Linked DNA regions of Homo sapiens: region 1 is linked to region 2. The links are chromatin loops, found by intact Hi-C in ENCODE. Cell type or tissue: heart right ventricle. All regions are shown on one strand.

The links. A loop is a pair of places that touch in the nucleus more often than their neighbours do. Peaks named below come from ENCODE experiments on the same cell type or tissue, not always from the same donor. Only the 100,000 strongest peaks of a DNase experiment are listed, where the experiment ranks them.
Region 1: a loop joins it to region 2, with 3 times the contacts of the local background. A loop is called at or near these places in 10 of 110 quality-filtered maps.

The regions. Positions count from the first base shown.
Region 1 is chr15:99,685,615-99,690,614 of GRCh38, forward strand. It overlaps MEF2A (myocyte enhancer factor 2A), which reads left to right. Exons shown (of 12, transcript NM_001319206.4): 8 at 4,627-4,814. Among named protein-coding and RNA genes, the nearest start is that of LYSMD4, 45 kb to the right of the region's middle. In heart right ventricle, no CTCF peak of the experiment used is centred here; no DNase peak of the experiment used is centred here; H3K27ac peaks cover 1,265 bases.
Region 2 is chr15:99,580,043-99,585,042 of GRCh38, forward strand. All of the region lies in intron 1 of MEF2A (myocyte enhancer factor 2A), which reads left to right. Among named protein-coding and RNA genes, the nearest start is that of MEF2A, 17 kb to the left of the region's middle. RefSeq lists an enhancer at 1-86. In heart right ventricle, no CTCF peak of the experiment used is centred here; no DNase peak of the experiment used is centred here; H3K27ac peaks cover 2,645 bases.

The sequences.
Region 1 (5,000 bases), 110 kb after region 2:
CTTATTGACTTGTGTATGTTAAACCATCCCTGCATCCCTAGTATGAAACCCACTTGATCATGGTGTATTATCTTTTGATATGCTGTTGGATTCGGTCACCTGTTATTTTGTTGAGGATTTCTGCACCTGTGCTCATCATGGGTATTGGTCTGTAGTTTACTTTTGTTATATCCTTTCCTGGTTTTGGTATTAGGGTGATACTGGCTTCATAGAATGATTTAGGAAGGATTCTTTCTTACTCTGTCATTTGGAATGGTAAAATAAGATTGGTACTAGTTCTTCTTTGAATGCTTGATAGAATTCGGCTCTGAATTCATCTGGTCTTGGACTTTTTTTTTATTAGCAGTTTTTAAAATTACTGTTTCAGTCTCGCTGCTTGTTATTGGTCCATGCAGAGTTTTTATTTCTTCCTCATTTAACCTAGGCGGGTTGTATATTTCCAGGAATTTATCCATCTCCTCTAGATTTTCTAGTATATTTTTCCACCCCTTTACTTTATGTGAGTCCTTACATGTTAGGTGAGTGTGTTGAAGACAGCAGATACTTGGTGGATTTTTAACCATTCTGCCATTCTGTATATTTTAAGTGGAACATTTAGGCCATTTATATTCAACGTTAATATTGAGATGTGAGGTACTATTTTATTAATCATTGTGTTAGTTGTTGCCTGAATACTTTTTTTTTCATTGTGCTGTTGTTTTATGGGCCCTGTGAGATTTATGATTTAAGGAGGGTGTATTTTCAGGTTTTGTTTCAAGATTTAGAACTCCTTTTAGCATTTCTTGGTTGTGCTGGCTTAGTAGTGGTGAATTCTCTCAGCATTTGTTTGTCTGAAAAAGACTCTCTCTTCTTCATTCATGAAGGTTAGTTTTGCTGGGTACAGAACTCTTGACCGGCAATTATTTTGTTTGAGGAAGCTAAAGATAGGACCCCAATCTCTTCTGGCTTGTAGGGTTTCTGGAGAGAAATCTGCTGTTAATCTGTTAAGTTTTCCTTTGTTGGTTACCTGATGCTTTTGCCTCTCAGCTCTTAAGATTCTTCCCTTTGTCTTCACTTTAGATAATCTGATTACTGTGTGCCTGGGTGACAATCTTTTTGCAATGAATTTCCCAGGTCTTTGAGCTTTTTGTATTTGGATTTCTAGATCTCTAGTGAGGCCAGGGAAGTTTTCCTCAATTATTTTCTCAAATATGTTTTCCAGACTTTTAGATTTCTCTTCTTCCTCAAGAACACCACTTATTCTTAGGTTTGGCTGTTTAGCGTAATCTCAAATTTTTTGGAGGCTTTGTTCATTTTTGTTTTTTGATTTTTTTTTTAATTTGTCTTTGTTCGATTGGATTAATTCTGTCACCTAGGCTGGAATGTGGTGGCGTGGTCTTGGCTCACTGCAACCTCTGCCTCCTGGGCTCACCTCAGCCTCCTTAGTTTCTGGGACTACAGGTGCACACCACCATGTCCTATTAATTTTTCTTTTTTTTTTTTTTTTTTTTTTTTTGTAGAGACGGGGTTTCACCATGTTGCCCAGGCTGGTTTTGAACTGGGCTCAAGCGATCTGCCCACCTCAGCCTCCCAAAGTTCTGGGATTACAGGCATCAGCTACCACATCTGACCCAGAGGCAAACCATTTTACGTCTCAGAATGCAGTCTTGTCAGGATGAGATTATTAGGACGAATTTTAGACCAGTGTTAAGCACACAGCAGACACTCAGTTTTTGTTAGTCCTTGCACGTGTATTAATACAGGGGTGTGTGGGTGTGTGTGTGTATTTGTAACACCTAGTGTCTGCTTATTTTTCGTGAATTCTGAAGTTTTCTTTTTGGCTTTATACTAGAATGAAAGGAGCAGAACAAATACAGCTACTTTTTCCTTCTGATGGTCCCTGAAGCTGTGGATTATCCAGGCTTATCTGCTCTGCCATTCCTCACTCACACCTTGTTCATTCGTGCTTTAACGTGTTTTTCTCACATTTATCCATAATGCCTGCCTTCTCTTTTCTTCTGTTCTTCTCTCATTTCAGACTGCTCAGTAGTTAATCCCACAAAGGCTTTCCTAATTAAGCTGATAGATTTGTTATCAGTGCTTTCTATTTCATTGTAAATTTTGTGTGGTTACCTCTAGTTTGCCCATATTGTGAGTATAATTTTGGTATATTCATGCCTATGTGATATGCCTGCTCTTGCTAACTAGATGAAAAGCTACTTGAAGACCTGTAGGCTTTTTATGGTTTCTCTACATATACCCTCCCAGGGGCACAGTACTGTATACATAATAGATATTTGAATTTTTTTAATTTCCAAATAGTAAAGGTACTTCTATGATTTCCAATTTTAGGCAGTTGCTAGTCTTAATGACATGTGAATGCTGAGTCCTCCCCAGAGAACTTAAGAGGCCTGTTTGGCTCATCAGGAACCTCTGGTTCACTATTCTGAATATTTTGTTCTTTGCCAGCTTTGTAATAAACACTTATCTTTTATTCTTCTCTGCTTTATTTGTGATTTACTTTGAAATTGAAATACCACACTGTAATCTCTGTTTTATAAATGCACATTATATGTTTCTGTACACTGGTTACTTATCTACTTTTTACTTGTCATTATCTCTGCTGTTGGACTGCAAGCTGGTGAATAATAGCTGTTTCTATTAGGATAGTATCAGTTGCAACTAACAGAAAACTACCTCAGGCTTAAATTGTATAGGGGATGTATTAACTTACATGTAACCGAAAGATCCAGAAGTGGTACAGACTACAAGCATGGTTTAATCAGGGATTTTACATCATTTGTTTGCTGTTCTCCTTTTTGTATCAGCTTTTTCCTCATTCTGGCCTTCTTCTGAGTCTCAAAATGACTTAATAAAATGCTGGCCGGACACGTTGGCTCATGCCTGTAATCCCAGCACTTTGGGAGGCCGAGGCGGGCAGATCATGAGGTCAGGAGATCAAGACCATCCTGGCTAACACGGTGAAACCCTGTCTCTGGTAATACCACAAAAAATTAGCCGGGCGTGGTGGCGGGCGCCTGTAGTCCCAGCTACTCAGGAGGCTGAGGCAGGAGAATGGCGTGAACCCAGGAGGTGGAGCTTGCAGTGAGCCGAGATCGCGCTGCTGCACTCCAGCCTGGGCAACAGGGCAAGTCTCCGTCTGAAAAGTAAATAAATAAATAAATAAAAATAAAATGCTTCCTCAGGCACAGTTTAGGGAATGTGAGAGCCTCCTGATAATCATGGAAGAGTTGTTTTACCCGGGTTCTGATTGGTCATTACCACATCCAGTCACTGTGGTGAGCGAGAATGACCTGAGTCAAATGCCTATCACTAAGTTCATCTGGGGGCTGGAGGGAGGGTTGCAGAGAGTCAGCCCCACCCAGTCCACGTGGTTGCTATACATGGGAAGAAGTAGAATGACTGACTACAGTATTCATGAAAACAGGATGGTTTCATACGTATTTTATATCTCAACTAGTACCCAAAAGTATTATATACATAGAGCATATATCACAATGTGCATTTTTCCTCATTTCATTAAGGGAGATGGAAGGTTCTGTTAGGGAAAGTTTAGGAATAAGATGATTAAAGTGAGATAAATCAGAAATATTTAATAAGGACCTCAGTGAAGCTGAAGAAACAGACTCAGTAGAAGTAGAGCCATAAGGAAGAAGTACGTGGTGAAAACGGGGCATTAGAAATGAGTGCTGAATAAGCTGCAGTTAAGAAGCTGCTCTGATACCTAGTTCACTACTCAGAACTTAGTGGTAGCAGTGCCTTTGCTCTCACAAGAGTGAATGAATAGGCTGGTCTCAGACATTTTTCTATAATACCTCCATTATTTTAGTCCCCAGTATGAGATGCCCTCTTAGAAATGTGGTCTTTTGCTTGTTTGTTTCTTTGAGACACAGTTTCACTCTGTCACCCACGCTGTAGTGCAGGGGCATGATCTCAGCTCACGGCAACCTCCGTCTCCCGGGTTCAAGTGATTCTCCTGCCTCAGCCTCCTGAGTAGCTGGGATCACAGGCGGGCGCCACCACATCCAGCTAATTTTTGTATTATTAGTAGAGACGGGGTTTCAACATGTTGGCCAAGCTGGTCTCAAACACCTGACCTCAAGTGATTCACCCTCCTCGGCATACCGAAGTGCTGGGATTACAGGCGTGAGCCACTGCACCTGGCCAGAAATGTGTTGTGTGTTAAATCTCTTTCAGCAGGTCCAAGGAGTAATGCTGTACAAGTATCATTAGTCTTAAGCTTTATATGTATTTCAGACTTTGCTTGTCTTCCTTTGCTTATTTTTAAGATATCCCAAGGTACTTCATTAGTTACCACAGGTTGAGTATCCCAAATACAAAATGCTCTAAAATCTGAAACATTTTGAGCACTGACGTGATTCTCAGAAGTGTCAATTGGAGGATTTTGGATTTTCAGGTTTAGGGATGCTCAGCCAATAAGTATACAAGTATTCCAAAATCAGAAACACTTCTGGTCCCAAGCATTTCGGACAAGGGATACTCAAACCTGTAGTGAGTTTTGTTATAAAATTTATTTGCAACTCAGACTGGGGAAAACTTGATTTGTTTGTGCCAAAGTATTTTAATAACTCTTCTCACTTTATTGAATGATATTTTTCCCCCCAGGGAATGGATTTGTAAACTCAAGAGCTTCTCCAAATTTGATTGGAGCTACTGGTGCAAATAGCTTAGGCAAAGTCATGCCTACAAAGTCTCCCCCTCCACCAGGTGGTGGTAATCTTGGAATGAACAGTAGGAAACCAGATCTTCGAGTTGTCATCCCCCCTTCAAGCAAGGGCATGATGCCTCCACTAGTAAGTTGAACCTTTCTTCAACTTCATTCTTTAAAACACATATTTTATACATAGTCAATCTGTAGCTTCCTTTGGAATTTTCTGTGCCACCGTAGAATCTACACCTATTCCTAATAAATATTTCCATTCAAAATTAGTATTTGAAGAGACAAGTCTATTTCAAATACACAAAAATCAGATTATGGA
Region 2 (5,000 bases):
CCAGACACTTCTCCACTATTTTCAGATTTTAGGGTGGGTTTAATATTTCTGATGATCTTTCCAGATGATCCTTAGGTCCCATTGCTAGCCTCTTGCCACAAAGCTTTGGGGTTTCGGATGGATGAGAGTTTGGGGGATCAGTCAAAGAGTTGGGGTGAATGACAGTTTGAGGGATCAATGGCTGGGATTTGGTGACTTCCCCCGCCCCCCTCACAGTTTTGCATTGTCAACATTCTTTGTCTTCAGGCTGTGCTGTGTGGTTTGGAATAGAATTTCCTTTTCCTTTCTTGTTTTTTCACATGGTTTAGGGATAGTATTTGAGTGCATAGATACACTTGCACCACTGTGGCAAGTCTTTACTTTGAGAGGGGTGAGGAAAACCCATTGACTTATCCTGCCCGTGCTAATAAAGCTTTTAGTTATGAAAAGACATAGGCAGTCAACTTCCACTGGTAAGCTAGAGTCTCCGGAAGGTATTGTGGAGGAGGAGAAATAAACTACATTTAAATGCCCTTACTTCATTCTGATAACTTGCAAATACTGGTTCTGGGTTATTGCAAGTCTTACTGCTTTTTCTGAAAAGCAAGGTTATTCAGAGGTTTGTGTCTATAATATAAATAGGAAATGGCTTGGTTTTATTATATGAAGGAGTTATAGGCCTGTATTTGACCAAGGGCCTCCTTTGGTACTTTTTATTCCAATGTCAATCTAACATAAGATGTTTTCTGAAAAGGTAACTTCTAAACTTGTGAATTGGTTTGGTAGATGTTAGCTTTTTGAAAATTAAACTTCATTACCTCTTTATATATTTATTCTACTTTTGGTTTTCTTGGTTTTATTTTATGGTTTTGACAGTTGTTCCTTTCTTCCAATAAATGGTAGGTATGATGTTATTCCTTGACTCTACACTTGTTATTGTGTTTAGTAAGATGGCACTAAATCTGTTAGGTAGCTTAATTAGTTCTCTTTTATGCCTTTTATCTATTTTTTTAACATGAGAGATTTAACATAAAGTTGGAATTGTGTAGAAGTTCTTTATGCTTGGTTTTCCTCTATAAATTAGTTGCTTAAAATATTTATTACTTGTGAACATTTCTTTCCTTAGAGTTAGTAAGTAGTCTGTCAGTATTTTCTGTTGGAGTAAGAAATAGACTTAACTTCATTAGTCATTATACATTTCTTTTTGTAAAAATATCAACCAGAATTAAAGGGCATATTGGCTTTTAACATCAGAATTCCATCATAATATAAATTAAAATCTTTTGCTATTAATGACACAGCTTTGGAGTTATCCACATGGCTTTCAAATGTTTAGAGGCAGTCGGTCTCTATGCCCATGTGTCTGTCATTGGGACTTCATTTATGAGCTTTCTTTTTTTTTTTTCATAGTTTCCACAAGTCTTAATGACTTCTCAGACTCATTATACCTTCATTTCCTCATTTGAGTGATCATTTGCCAAAACTCTTTCTTTTTATTGACCTCCCGTGTTTTTCTTTCAACTGGTGAATATGGATCATCCCCATACAATGGCCTAGGTTCTGCTTCCCCCAAACCCTTCCTCTTTTGGACTCTGTCCCTTATCTGTTTCTCACTGTTTTAGTGATTATTTCTATATTGTTGATTCTGAAATGGAAACATATATAAGATATAGCTCTTTGCTTCTAGGAGGTAATGGTTTAGGCAGGGTAAAATCCCATTAATTACTAAGTGATGTGTAAATCTTACACATGATAATGGATTAGGGAGTTCAGGAGAGGAAGAGTTTGGAGGTGTTCAGGGAATGCTTCACGGAAGGATTGACATTTGAACTGGATATCAAGTTTTATTGTCAGAGTTGTGGAAAAAATACACCACATAGAACAGTTTGAGCAAAAGAGCCAAAACAGAAAAAGAAGAGCTGCTTGTTGGACACAGTTTGGCTAGATTGGAGGGTTTTTCAGAAAAAGAGATGGTAAAGTGGGAAAGAGAGCTCGAGACCAGTTTTTAATGCCGCTGGAATGTTCAACAGTTTAAATTTTGTTCTTCAGGTAAAAGAAAAAAAAGAGCCATTGACAGTTTGTAATCGTGGAAGTGACCAAAGCCTTCTTTAATATGCCCATATAAGATAATGAAGATAATGTATATGTCCTTTCTTATTATTAACATTAATAATGATTAATAAAGCTTGGTGCCTTAAAGAATAATGCTGAAGATACTTTTTTAGAAAGCATAGTGATAGGCTCATTCTTTGATTGTTTGAAGGGAATTGGTAGGAATACACAGCTTTCGAGTGGAAGATGGGGGTAAAGATTGTCCTTTCGTCATTCTTCCTTGTATCCCGCTTTCTTCTTGATTTCCTTTCCCAGGCCAGACTGTGCTGTCCTTGAAAACTGGATTCCTTCTCATTAGTAGTTTTTCTCTTTTAAAATCCGATAGTATTTTTTCTGCCTTACTGTATTTTTCATATTTGACCTTATACTAAGGTAATAGATGTATACACACTGCATTGAAGGCTTTTCTGCTTGTCTTATTTCTTCTTGTATTCTCTTGATGTAGCATCTCAGTGAAAATGTGGTATGTAAATGAATCCTTTACATTGCTGTCTTACAAATGACTCAGGATTTTACGCTTTGCAAAGTCGCTATTCATCTAGCATTTGGACTGAGCTGAGCTTTCGACATATGGCTTTAAAGTCATCTCTGTAGCTCTGCTGGTCTAGATAAGTAGTTGTCAGCCTTTTTCTTCTGTGAGATACAGTAGGTAAAATTTTGACATGCATGATGCACTCCCTTGACTTTTATAGCAGAGAGGTCTAGTATTACAGTAATTTATAATTGCCACAACTATCCTGGGATATGTTGTAGATAGAACAGTTACTAGGTAATGTGCAATTCTTAGGGCAGTAGCTATAAATCACCCCAGTTCTCTTCCACGGAAGAAGGGATATCATAGTGTAAGCAAAGGGGATGTTATGAGGATAGTCTGAAATAAACTCATTTTTCTTTTAAGATTCAAACTAATACTTTAGGAGTGTCACGTTACTTGTAAGAGAACTCCCAAGTTGTTATGTTCATCTGTCAAGTTAGCTTTAAGACCTTTTGGAATTTTTATTTTCCGTTAGTTCAGGTGCTTTTTGTTCGTTTTAAATAGATAGAACCCTATTTCGATATAGATTAGATTGGTAGTTGGTATTATACTGCTGGATTCTATTTCATTTCTCTGAGCTTTAGAGTTTGCATTCCTCAAATGTCCTCTGAGGCTTCTTCCAGTTCAGAACTTTAGGAAGTTGGTGAATATCATGAATAGAGCATCCAAACTTTTTCTACATTCTGGTTAAAAGCCTTATTAATATGGAAACCTGTTTGATAGACTTCGACACTTTACTAGATTGTTTAACCAAAGTCATGCATATTTGGCCATTATGTGAAGTACAAAAGATTACATTTTAAAGTGTTCCTATTTTTAAAGTTTGTGTTTGTGTGTGCTTCTTGTTACAGGTGTTTGGGTGGTTGAGGACTGTAAAAGTGATGGATTCCAGTCACCATATGCCTGAGAAGGAATACTGGGAATATTAGCTTGTACCATGATACTGAAGAGTAGGGCAAATAGAAACTTAGCATTTGGGAAGTCACATCCTCAATCTGAAGAATTAAAATTCTAATGAATTTGTAATTGATAATATGTATTAATAAATATTAGCCTTAATATTTATTACAGGCTAATATTAAGTTTAATGTGGAAACTTTCAGTATGGTTACTGATTATAGATTTGAGGTGGTAGTAGTGATAACTTATTTGGGAAAATACAATAGGTACAGTCATGAGTCACTTAATGACAGGGATATGTTCTGAGAAATGCATCATTAGCCAATTTTGTTACTTTGTGAACATCATAGAGTGCACAGTATTTACACAAACTTAGATGGCACAGTCTACTACACACCTAGGCTATATTTGGTATAGCCTATTGCTCCTAGTCTACAAACCTTTACAGCATGTTACTCTGCTGAATAGTGTAGGCATTTGTAACATAGTAGTGCGTATTCGTGTATCTAAACATATCTAAACGTGGAAAGGGTACAGTAAAAATATGGTATAAAAGATAAAAAATGGTAGACTTAATATAGCACAGCTCCATTATAATCTTATGTGACCACCGTCATTTATGTGGTTCATTACTGACTGAAATGTTGCTATGCAATGACTGGGGAATGTCAGCCAATATGTGGATCACTATGGAGAAGATGTTAGATACCCCAAGGCAGTGATACAGAAAATCTGAAGACACTCTTAGGTTTTTTATTGTAAGAACAGAAGCTAGAAATGAACACATAGATTCATGTGAAAACTTGTGTACAAATGCTCATAGCAGCATTAGTCATAATAGGTAAAAAGTTGAAATCACCCAAATGACCATCAGTTGATGAAAGAATACATAATAGGTTGTATTTCCACACAAGGGAATATTATTCAGCAATAAAAAGGAATGAAGTGTAGATATGTGCTGCAACAGGGATGAATCTTGAAAACATGTTAAGTGAAAGAAGCCAGCCACAAAAGACCACATATTGTGTAATTCCATTTGTATGAAATTTCTGGAATAGGCAAATGTATAGAGACAGAAAGTAGGTGTCCCACTGCCTGAGACTGAGCCATAGGGGGCTGGGGTAGGCATAGGGAATGGGGAGTGAGTCCTAATTAGTACTGGGGTTCTTTTAAAGGGTGATGAAAATGTTATGGAATTAGATAGTGGTGAGGGTTGCACATACCTGAGGGTATCAAAACATTCAAGTGTATGCTTTAAATGGGTGAATTGTATGTAAATTATATCTCAATAAAGCTACTTTCTTTTTTATTTTTTCAGAAAAGAACGGAAGCTGTTTGAACAGATGTTTTGGGCCTTTGGGTAGTTGAGTGGATGTAGATGGAGGTGGAAGGGCATGGGGGGGATAATGGGTATTTCTTGGCATTACTGTGTTATCACATTGTCACACAAATGCTACCTTCTCCATCCACTAGC